Linked DNA regions of Homo sapiens: region 2 is linked to region 1. Evidence: chromatin contacts called from ENCODE Hi-C or POLR2A ChIA-PET data. All regions are on one chromosome and are shown on one strand. The core of a region is the stretch at or near the end of the contact, and the rest is flanking DNA. Distances in the headings are between cores, read along the strand shown.

The links. Hi-C counts contacts between places; a loop is a spot of excess contacts on that map. ChIA-PET counts read pairs that join two places held with the same protein, here RNA polymerase II (POLR2A). Pooled maps may share reads with other maps.
Region 2: a loop to region 1 is called in a map of naive thymus-derived CD4-positive, alpha-beta T cell, with 14 times the contacts of the local background. The contact joins the promoter of IMPA2 here to the promoter of LINC00526 in region 1. A Hi-C loop is called at or near these places in 1 of 168 maps with a recorded cell type or tissue (naive thymus-derived CD4-positive, alpha-beta T cell) and 8 of 50 pooled maps. POLR2A ChIA-PET finds 5 or more read pairs at or near these places in 1 of 52 experiments (OCI-LY7).

Annotation. Positions count from the first base shown.
Region 1 is chr18:5,236,633-5,241,240 of GRCh38, reverse strand. LINC00526 (long intergenic non-protein coding RNA 526) reads left to right here and starts at 3,212. Exons shown (of 1, transcript NR_026849.1): 1 at 3,212-4,517. LINC00667 (long intergenic non-protein coding RNA 667) reads right to left here and starts at 3,141. Exons shown (of 3, transcript NR_015389.1): 1 at 2,192-3,141. It also overlaps the pseudogene LOC100422274. RefSeq lists an enhancer at 2,626-2,805 and a silencer at 3,026-3,195.
Region 2 is chr18:11,979,530-11,984,880 of GRCh38, reverse strand. IMPA2 (inositol monophosphatase 2) reads right to left here and starts at 3,374. Exons shown (of 8, transcript NM_014214.3): 1 at 3,116-3,374. The coding sequence starts at 3,211. RefSeq lists silencers at 2,837-4,316, 4,157-4,451.

The sequences.
Region 1 (4,608 bases), core at 1,963-4,462:
AAGACAAAAATTGCAGCAGAGAAGCCAGGGAAGGGGTAGAGTGGATTCTTCCAGCACATGAGTTCACATGACTGCTTCCCCTTCTCAACAGGGGCCAGAGCCTGCCAGGACCTCAAAGAGGAGAGCTTCAGAGGCCCAGCTGACATACTAGGCATAGGGGCCAAAGAGTCTACCTTGAGAAAGGTTTTTATATCTCAAATTTGACCCACTCTTGAATGACAGCTCTAAGAAACTGGCTTCTCAGGAAACTGAGACAAACAGCATCTGTGATGCTACCATGCCTTCCTTAGGAAGTCGGCCTGAAGCAAAGCCGGTGGAATCTGATTTCTAGCGACTCCGGGTGTTCGTGTTCCTGTGATAGGGCCTCCCTTATGTGTCCATTGGCCCCATTGTGGATATACTGCAGTTTAGCCAGAAAGACCTGGATGTGGAGGTTAAAGCCACACAAATGGATAAACTGGAATTAAAAAGCATGAGGAGCTTTCCATGAAAAATGCCTGGAGATGGGGAAAATCATGGATGGGATTGTAACCCAGGTGATGGAGGTGTCTCAGAAACAGAGGAAGCTTGCCAAAGCTGAAATCCAGAAGGTTCTGAAAGAAAAAAAAAATCAAGACCAACTTACTAGACGTGAACTCCACGAAAAAAAAATCTCATCTTTTCAAGGGATTTGAGAAGCAGGAAGCTAGTGAAGCCTACTACAAAAATGAATAATGGCTAAAATTATTATGCTAAGCATTACATATTAGGAAGACCAGAGATACCAAGCATTAAAAGCCCACACATAAAAGAAACCCAATCTAGTAAATGAGGAAATTATGCAGGTCCAGAGGAAGACCTGAGTGGATGACTTGGCTCTTCCAGGTGAGCCTGATAAACAGGTATGGATCCGTTCCCTTGAGAGCATTCAGCAGAAAATAAAAGACTAAAGAAAATGATAAACTGATCAGAATCTGTAATTACCTGTTTTCAGAAGTATAAAAACCTAAAATCACTGACCAGTGACCTTCTGTCCCTCCATGTAACTCCATCTCTACAAGCAAGCCTTGTGTACCTTCTCAAAAAAAAAAGACATCTGTATGAGATATTTTGACTTTCATGTTCTGACTTATAAAATGGTGACGGCGAGCTTTCATTAGAAAATCCGTGTATTCTATCAAATGTATGCTCTTGTGAGGTTTACTGAAAAAAACTTGTTTTTTCCTTTGGTGGTGGTATCCTGTAGGTTTTTTACTATGGAGGAAAAAAAAAAACGCTGCTTTGAAACTGTCAGTAAATACGATCAAGACTCAATTTAAAACGGGACTCAAGCGTAGTTCATATGAGGCCAAGTTAATGGGGAGTTCCTTAGGAACTTTTGTAATACTAACTGGCAATAAAATAACTGCTACAACATGTCTTTATTTCGTCTTTCAAAAACAGTGTTTTCCCCTATCATCTTTAGGTAGATAAACTGTCCACGAAGGAGAGAGTGATCAGTTTATCTTAACATAAAGATTCCTAACTAGGAATTCAAAAAGATACTTCAGTGGGACGATATTGATCATCAGAATGACAAACCCATGAACGTTTTAGGAAAGGCAGTTTCAGATTTTTCTCCTTAGAGGGTTTCAAGAAACCCCTTGATTGAGAGGAGGGCACATATCCTCCTCTTACCTTCTTTGTTCCCAAAAGAGACTCAAAGAATTGTGAACCAAACTTTCATAATATAAAGTCTCTAATTACCTGAGAAAACTGCAGCCCAAAAATCTAAAGTGGCTTACCCAAAGTGAGGAAGTTAATACTATTCCTTTTAGTCCAAGAGAATAATGCCAACTGGATACAGCTCAAAGACTGCACCATTCCCATTATTTTTTGCCATTAGTTACGTTTAATTTTAAATATACCATCTTTGGCAGCAAAAATCAAGCTGGGCTTTCCTTCTCCTTTATAAATTGCATATATTTTTAACATATATTAACACTTTAAAACCGTGGGGTGGAAAGTTTAAAATGCCATAAAATAAGAATCATATATGCATTCTTTACACTGTAAAGCATTTTACCAGACATTAGAATCTGCATTCAGAATTCTTTCTCAGAACGTAAGTGTTCTTGAAGACATATATTTTGTCTTACTAATCTGTTTCTTCCAAGCACTACTGTACTAGGCATACGGTAAAGATATACATTCAAGTTTTAAAAGTAAATACTTTTTCCTGGTAGTGGCCAGGGCCTGCGTTCCTCAGACCAAAAGGCGCAAACTGGCATTGCTGTGATTTCAGAAGAGAAGTGAAATGTATAAAACGAAGTAATTCTGGGGAAGGAAAATGTCACAATTTTTCTTCAGTGTTGTCAGGCACACTAACCCGGGAAGCCGTCTCTGGGCCTGAACTATCCAAATTAGTGTCCGAGGAAGTGTGACAAATGCAGGCCCTTCCAAGTTTGACCCTGATTCTCAAAGGTGGCCAAAAGCCGTCTCTAGAAACGGCGGTGGCAGCGGCGTGATTCTGGGAGGTCCATTCAACTTTTAACAGGTCCTGGGCAGTGACCGGGTTGCTGGGCAGTGCAAAGGCATAGAGATTGGCGAGAACAGGCGGCGATCAAGCTTCCCAGCGAGGGTCAAAGTCCAGCAGCTTGGAACTAGTGAGCCGGGCTTGTAGGAGTGAAGCGGCTCGCGCGGGCCCGGCCGGCAGCCGCTCCCCAGACACCGGGGATCCGGCCCGACTGTTTCCTACCCACGACGGCGAAGACCCGCTACAGCGCGTCCACGAAGCCCCAGTACTGAGCCAGGACGGGGCTCTCCCTCTCGATGTAGGCGACTACGAACTGCTCCGCCAGCCGGTGAGGCAGCTAATTAAGAAAGCCACCTTCAGGATGTCTTTCGAGAATCTAGCCTCGAAGAAAGTCATGTAAGAGAACGCCTGCATCAAAAAGTCGGGAGGCCGGGCGGAGTCGCCGTTAAACGTCCAGGGAAAGCCACCAGGTGGGCCGGCGAACGCTCCCGGGCCAGCAGGTAGGCTTTCTCGCACAGCAGCCCCCGCACCCGGTCCGTAAGCTCGTTGTTCTCCCTGCGCCGGGCATGGTTCTAGGTCAGGAGGTCCTACATCATGACAGCCAACGCGTCCATCCTGCGCCTCCCCGCAGGCCTTGCTCCCCGCTCGGTCCCTCCCGGCCGCGGCGCTGCCGGAAGTGCGTGTCGGCGCGGGGGCGGATCCCGGTGGCGGCGAGGGGCGGACTCCGCGGACAAGGCCAGGCCTAGCCTTGAGCTCCGTCGGGCAGGGCCGCCGGGATTGGTGTCCGGCAGAGCGTGAGCCCAGCGGGCTGGAGTCGGCGAGCGGGAGTGAAAGAAGAAAAGCTAGAGAGCGAAGGCAAAGCCCGAGGAGAGAGGGCCGCGGTCGGCGGAGGAATCTGACTGCACGGTTGCGTGCGCTCACTCCCGGAGGGCTCCCTCAGGCGGGCGGCTCCGCTAGTGGCTAAAGGCAAAGCATTCCGGGGCGCGGCGCATGAAGTTGAGCTTCGTCCCTGCTAGCCGCCGCTTTCTCCCCAAAAATACATCCTAGCCTTAATGTTTATGCCTCCATTGCCCCAGTTCTTATCTGTTTTGCTCAATGTCTCATAGCTACAAGAAGGCAATTTCTGACGAAGCCCTCCGTCCCTTCCAAATGGATTATTTTGGCGGGCTTCCACCCGGACAGTATGCCACCCGAATGACTGGACAAGTGCACGGGAGCGGCTGTCATTTGCGGAGTGCGCCTTGCGATCTAGGCGCCTCACAGCGCAAATTATCCAGTAATTTCTCTGAAATCGATGCTGGTTTGTTTTCCCAAGGCAAATCAGCAGCTTATACAGACATTGGGGCCACAAAGCCGGTGGAACAACGGGAGACGGCTTCCTGAGTGTCAGGTCCTCCAAGATGAGCTTAAACTTCGGGTGGTGGGCAGGCTCGGTAGGCGGGAAAGGCCCGTGTCCAGATGAATGCAGTCCATGTTTATATTGATGAAAGACACGTATACCATTTGGTCCAGCTCAACCATTCTTAACAAGTGCTGGCTGTGAGCACTGGTGTGTGTGTGCCTGCGTGCAACCAGCAATGTAAGTGATGACCAGCTGCATGATGCCTTAATTTGAGTGGACAAAGTCGGTCAAGAACCACTTTCAGGCTTCTGGGTCTCCAAGTCTTTGTCTCCCTGTATCCAAACGAGGCATTCCAAGTTTGACAGCATGGAACATTGCATGTCCGAAATACCAACCGTGAAACTGGGTAAAAAGCTTCAGGAGGTGATATTGATGTGTATAGTTTAGGAAATAAAACCCAATACTTACTTCAAAGAACGTAATTTGTGGCTTTTTAGAGAGAAGGATACTTTGACAGTTTTCATTTGTCGTCTACATGTATATGGTACGTTTCATTCTGCCTTTTAATTAATTTGGTATTTTACTATGAAAACTACTTTGTATTAATAAAATAATGTATTTCCAATGTTATAAGTTGTGTTATAACAGTTTCAAAAGCCAAATAAACAAGATGCATTTTGATATCAATTGTTTAAAACGCGTATTTTGAGGAAGAACAAATTCATACTCAAAAAAGTTATCTTTGGGTGGAGTATTGTGGAAAATTTTTACT
Region 2 (5,351 bases), core at 2,125-4,624, 6.7 Mb before region 1:
TTCTCCTGCCTCAGCCTCCTGAGTAGCTGGGACTACAGGCGCCCGCCACCACGCCCGGCTAATTTTTTGTATTTTTTAGTAGAGACGAGGTTTCACCGTGTTAGCCAGGATGGTCTTGATCTCCTGACCTTGTGATCTGCCCACCTCGGCCTCCCAAAGTGCTGGGATTACAGGCGTGAGCCACCGCGCCCGGCCACAGTTTTTGTATTTTTAGTAGAGATGGGGTTTCACTATATTGGTCTCAAATTCCCGACCTCAGGTGATCCACAAGCCTCAGCCTCCCAAAGTGCTGGGATTACAGGCTTCAGCCACCACATCTGGCAAAGTTTGTATTTTCTTAAAGAGGGCCCCCTAAATTGTCTAAGTTTCTGGCCCAACAGAAGCTGGTTCAGCTCCGCGGGGGGATTTGAAAGGCAGAGCTGTCTACAATACTTCTGTTCACACATCACACAAAAGATGACAACCATCCACATCAGTGAATACTGTCATCTGTACTTGGGGTGGGGCTGTGGTCACTCCCTCCCCAAAAGCCCAACAGCCAGGGAGGAGGCTCCCGTCACAGTGTGGGTGGCTGGAACTAGGAGGGCAGGGATGATCCCCACGGTCACGGAAGGAAGAGTGGCACAGAAGCATGGAGGGGGCAGGTGAGGGAATTGGGAGCCTGGGACAGGGAAGCCTGCCAGAACTGGGGCAGAGGGGAAATGGAAGCAGTTTCTCCAGGGCCACCTTGAGCGGAACCAGTCTAAGAGAGAAAGGACAGTGCACCTTTATCTCTTGGAAGGTCTCTCCTTCGGCTCCCTCACCTTTCCGCATCTAGAACACAGACTCCATCTCAGGGGCAGCTGAGAGCAGCGAACAACAGAGTGGTAGAATGCTGGGTGCTAGTGAAGGGTGAGCATCTGGGGGCCCTGCGACTTTGCCAACATGCTCTTCACTAAGGAGAACTCCAAAAGGATCACCACTCACGACCTTTACACCCCGAACCAGGTCATCTGGCTAAAGGATATGTTTTCTCCAGTCAGCCCCCGATTGCATTAGAAGACAATCTGTCCCTCTTTACACAGGTTCCGATGACCTCGTGTGGCTTCTGTTTGTCCCAGCAGCAGACCTTCAGGCCATTCCCTCAGCACTGCCCGGCAGGCAGGAAGCATCAGCATAATGCCTGAGGGGGAGCCCCGGGCGGCCCGGGCTTCCTGACCGGACTCCTAATGGCAGCATCTTTATTGCAACCCTCTCCAGCGTTTAAAAAAAGCTTTTTTTGTTGCTGGCAAGTTGCAAAAACATAAAATATCTCTTAAGTTAAAAGTCATAGGAGCCTTAGAACTGTTCCTGCTCTATTGCAAGCTCTTTATGCACATTTGTTAAATAATAACATAAAATTTTAAAATCTTCTGTTTCTTCAAGGATCTAAATTTGAAAACCACAGAAACTCCTAACTTAGCTCGCCAGGGTTTACACAGCAATGTCTGAATCCTAAGCTGGCTTTTCACTGCCTCAAGGAAGAAAAGTTTTACAGTAGAACCTAAAAGTTCCTAAATATCTGGCTGATGCTTGCTCTGGAAGGAAAGCTGGGAGGCAGGGAAGGATGGAAGGAGAACCCGTGTTCCATGCACACAGCAGCTCTGCTTTCCAGGAAGAACGCTTGCACTGAAGCTACAAGCTTCATCTGCCTTGCAGGAAGGTTTAGGGTCCTCCTTTTCCTACAGGAGGGAAAGGTCAAAGGGTGGAGTTTCGCAACACTCTTAAATTCATTCATTCTTTACGGTCTGAGGCTTGGGTTCTTCAAACTACAAAGGGAAGGAAGGCCCTTCAACAAAAAATGAGTCTACTTAGTATTGCAGATTAATTTTTAAACAGGATTAGAGGATTTGCACCAAGGTAAAGCACTATCCACTTTATGACGACTCACTTCAAATTTAAGATTGATAACAGTCCGATTTCAACATCTAGGGAAACTGGTAGAGCATTTTCGGACTGTCAGACCTCAAAAAAGAAAACAAATGTTTGAATATAAAAGGCCAATCTGCTCTCAGCACACCTCCTGTCTCTAAAATCCCCGAAAACAATCACTTTTTTTTTTTTTTTTTGAGACGGAGTTTTGTTCTTGTTGCCCAGGCTGGTGTGCAATGGCGCGATCTCAGCTCACTGCAACCTTCGCCTCCCAGGTTCAAGTGATTCTCCTGCCTCAGCCTCCCAAATAGCTGGAACTAAGGCACGCGCCACCATGCCCAGCTAATTTTGTATTTTCAGTAGAGACGGGGTTTCACCATGTTGGTCAGGCTGGTCTCGAACTCCTGACCTCAAGTGGTCCACCCGCCTCGGCCTCCCAAAGTGCTGGGATTACAGGCGTGAGCCACTGCGCCCGGCCCACAATCACATCCTAAGAGACAAACATGGAGTAAGCCATCTTACAGTCCTGGGAGAACCAACACTCGCTTGCCTACCACTACCGTCGGTGTGTCAGGCACTGCTAAAGGTACTGAGGAAAGTGGAAGGAACAATCACAAAAATGAAAAAGAGAAGAGAGGAACTGCACTCCATTTTAAACTCTGCTCGCTGGTTTTCGGTAGCTCTGCGGCTCGGTTTTCATCCTTCCGGGCAGTGTAACAAGTTCCTCCTGAACTCTGAGTCCGTGGCCGTCGCGGAGCTGAGCCACTTTCAGGGTGTGGGTCAGAGTAAGTTTGGGTTGAGGATGCTGCAGCCAGGACAATCAAACGGCAGCCCAGCCAGATCCCCACGCGGCTGGGGCTTAGCCCCGGGCTTCCTACCGCGAGCTGAATCCGTTCATAGGTCCTTAAAAATCAACAGCCCCGTACGCTACCCCTGGAGAGATTTCTACATTCTGACCACTCACTCAAACGCAAAGGTCACGTTAGCCGCTGAACTCCAAAGCAGAGGGGCTCGCCGCCAGGGCTCCGGGAGTTGGAGAAGGGCGCGGGAGGTGTGTCCAGGACACCAGCACAAAGGCTCCTTTCACCGCTCCGCGCCCCGCGCCCTCGGGTGCGGACCCTGGGCGCCCGCCGGCTGCGCGCCAGGACCCCGCCACTCCAGGCGGCTCCCAAGGCCCACGCGCTTCTGCTCCGCCCGGACTTCCGAGCCCAGCCGTGGCGCTCACCTGTCCTGCCCGCAGCGCCAGCTGCACGGCCGCCTGGAAGCACTCCTCCCAGGGGCCGGCCGCCAGCGCCGCCTGGTCCTCGCCGCTCGGCTTCATCGCGGCCTCGCCGGGCCCCTCCACCTCCAGCCCCCCTCGGCGGGACTCCGGCTCCCACCGGATCCCGCCGTCCCGCCGCCAGGCTCCACACTCCCTGTGCCTGCTCCCGCAGCTCTGTGCCTAGTCCGCCGCCCGTCCCACACCTGCGCTGGCGGGAAGGGCAGCCAGCGGGCCGCGGGAGCCGTGCGTCCTGCTTTCCGCTCCCCACCCTCCGCCCCGCCCCGTGCCGAGCCCAGCCCAGCTCCCCGCCCCGCTCCCCGCCCAGCTCCCTGCTCCCGCGTCCGGCCCCGCTCTGCATTCCCCACCTCGCCCCTCGCAGAGCTCGGCCCCGCCCATTCCCCCCTCTTCCCCGCCCCTTGACGCTCCCGGCCCCGCCCCGCACCCGTTGCTGCTCCTGGCCTCTTCCCGCGCCGTGCCCGGCCCCGTCCTGCACCGCCCCTCCCGCTCCCGGCTGCGCCCCGTACCTGGCCCCGCCCCTCTGGGCTAGCCCTGAACACAAATCAGTGCCGAGCCTGGTCCCTCTCCGCTCCGCGCTTTACCTCCAGCCCCGCCCCTGTGGTGCAGCATCACCCTCCCCGCTCGAGGCGGACCCAACCCTGCTCCGCCGTGCCCCGTCCCGCAGCGCGCAGAGCGGGCTCCAACTCCTCTGAGCCTCGAGCCCCGCCTCCCTCAAGTTGAGCCGGGCCCGTGTCCAAGCCCCGCCCCACCGCCGCGCGCTGAGACAGGCCCCACCCCCGGCTCGTGCAGAACTCCGTACTGTTCTGGGTCAAGCGCGCGGAGGGCGGCTTGGGCCACCGCAGAGCTGGGAGGGAGGAGCTAGGAGCGGCTGTTTTGGGGGCCCGGGGCAGCTACTGTCTGGGTGGGACCGTGCGGTGCCGGCCCAGCCCCGGAGGTGCCGGGGAGCGTCCCGTCCGCGGATCCCCGCGCACGTGGTGCCGGGCGTCCCTTCATGGTCTGTGGCCGGATTCGGGCTCGAGCGCCAGGGGCGGCTGGGCCAGCACCTTCCGACCGGTCGCTTTTTGTTCGCGGAGGCCGCTGGGCGCTAGGCGTCGTTCTCGGCCTCGCAGGAGCTCAGACCGCCGAGCGCACAAGGCCGCAGTGTTCCTGCAAGCGGCCGCCCCGCGCGGCAAGTTTGGTCGCAAACAAGCTCTCCCTCCGCTAACCCCAAACACTGCGAGGACAGCGGCTGGACTTTATAAACTCTTCACACCCAAAACTCGAATTTGGAGACGGAACTGTGATTGCGATGAGCCTCTGTAGTGAGGAATGACCTTTCCAACCTTGGATTCTCTTGCTGGCCCATGTAAACATAAATAGGAGGCATTTCCCGAAAGAGTGGCCGCGTGGTTTCCAAGGTTAATTTCATAAGCCGCTCTGCCTGCCCGTTTTATAAAAGATGCTAACCCACGTAAAATTATTCTGGAGTGCCACTTCGGAGTCTGGGAGAATAATGGGAGTTTGTACAAGAACCTTGATGGGGCATTTTTTACACACTTAACCTAATAATGAAATTAAACGTTTTTAGTTTTTGAGTACTTTATGCTGAAACACCTTGTGGAGAAACTTTAAGTGTACCGTATAAGAGACAAAAAGTACAAACAGGAGGAATTACAAACAGGAAATACAAACACGCAGATATGGGTACAACTTTAGGGACTCTGGCCTCACCCAGAGCCCTAATCCTACGGCTCAGAAAACTAGACCAATTGCCCTGCCTCCCACCACGCCAGTTTGGGGCAGCTAAGGGCGCACTCCCCTCCATCTTTTTTGGGTTCTTATGTTTTTATGATGTTTAAGACAGAGGCCGGGTGCGGTGGCTCACGCCTGTAATCCCAGCACTTTGGGATGCCGAGGCGGGCGGATCACGAGGTCAAGAGATCGAGACCAGCCTGACCAACAAGGTGAAACCCCGTCTCTACTAAAAATACAAAAATTAGTTGGGCGTGATGGCAGGTGTCTGTAATCCCAGCTACTCGGGAGGCTGAGACAGGAGAATCCCTTGAACCTGGGAGGCTGAGGTTGCAGTGAGCCGAGATGGCGCCACTGCGCTCCAGCCTGGCGACAGAGTGAGACTCCGTCGCAAAAAAAAAAAAAAAAAAAAAAAGACAGCAGGACTTCAGAATGCACTTAAGATTGTGCT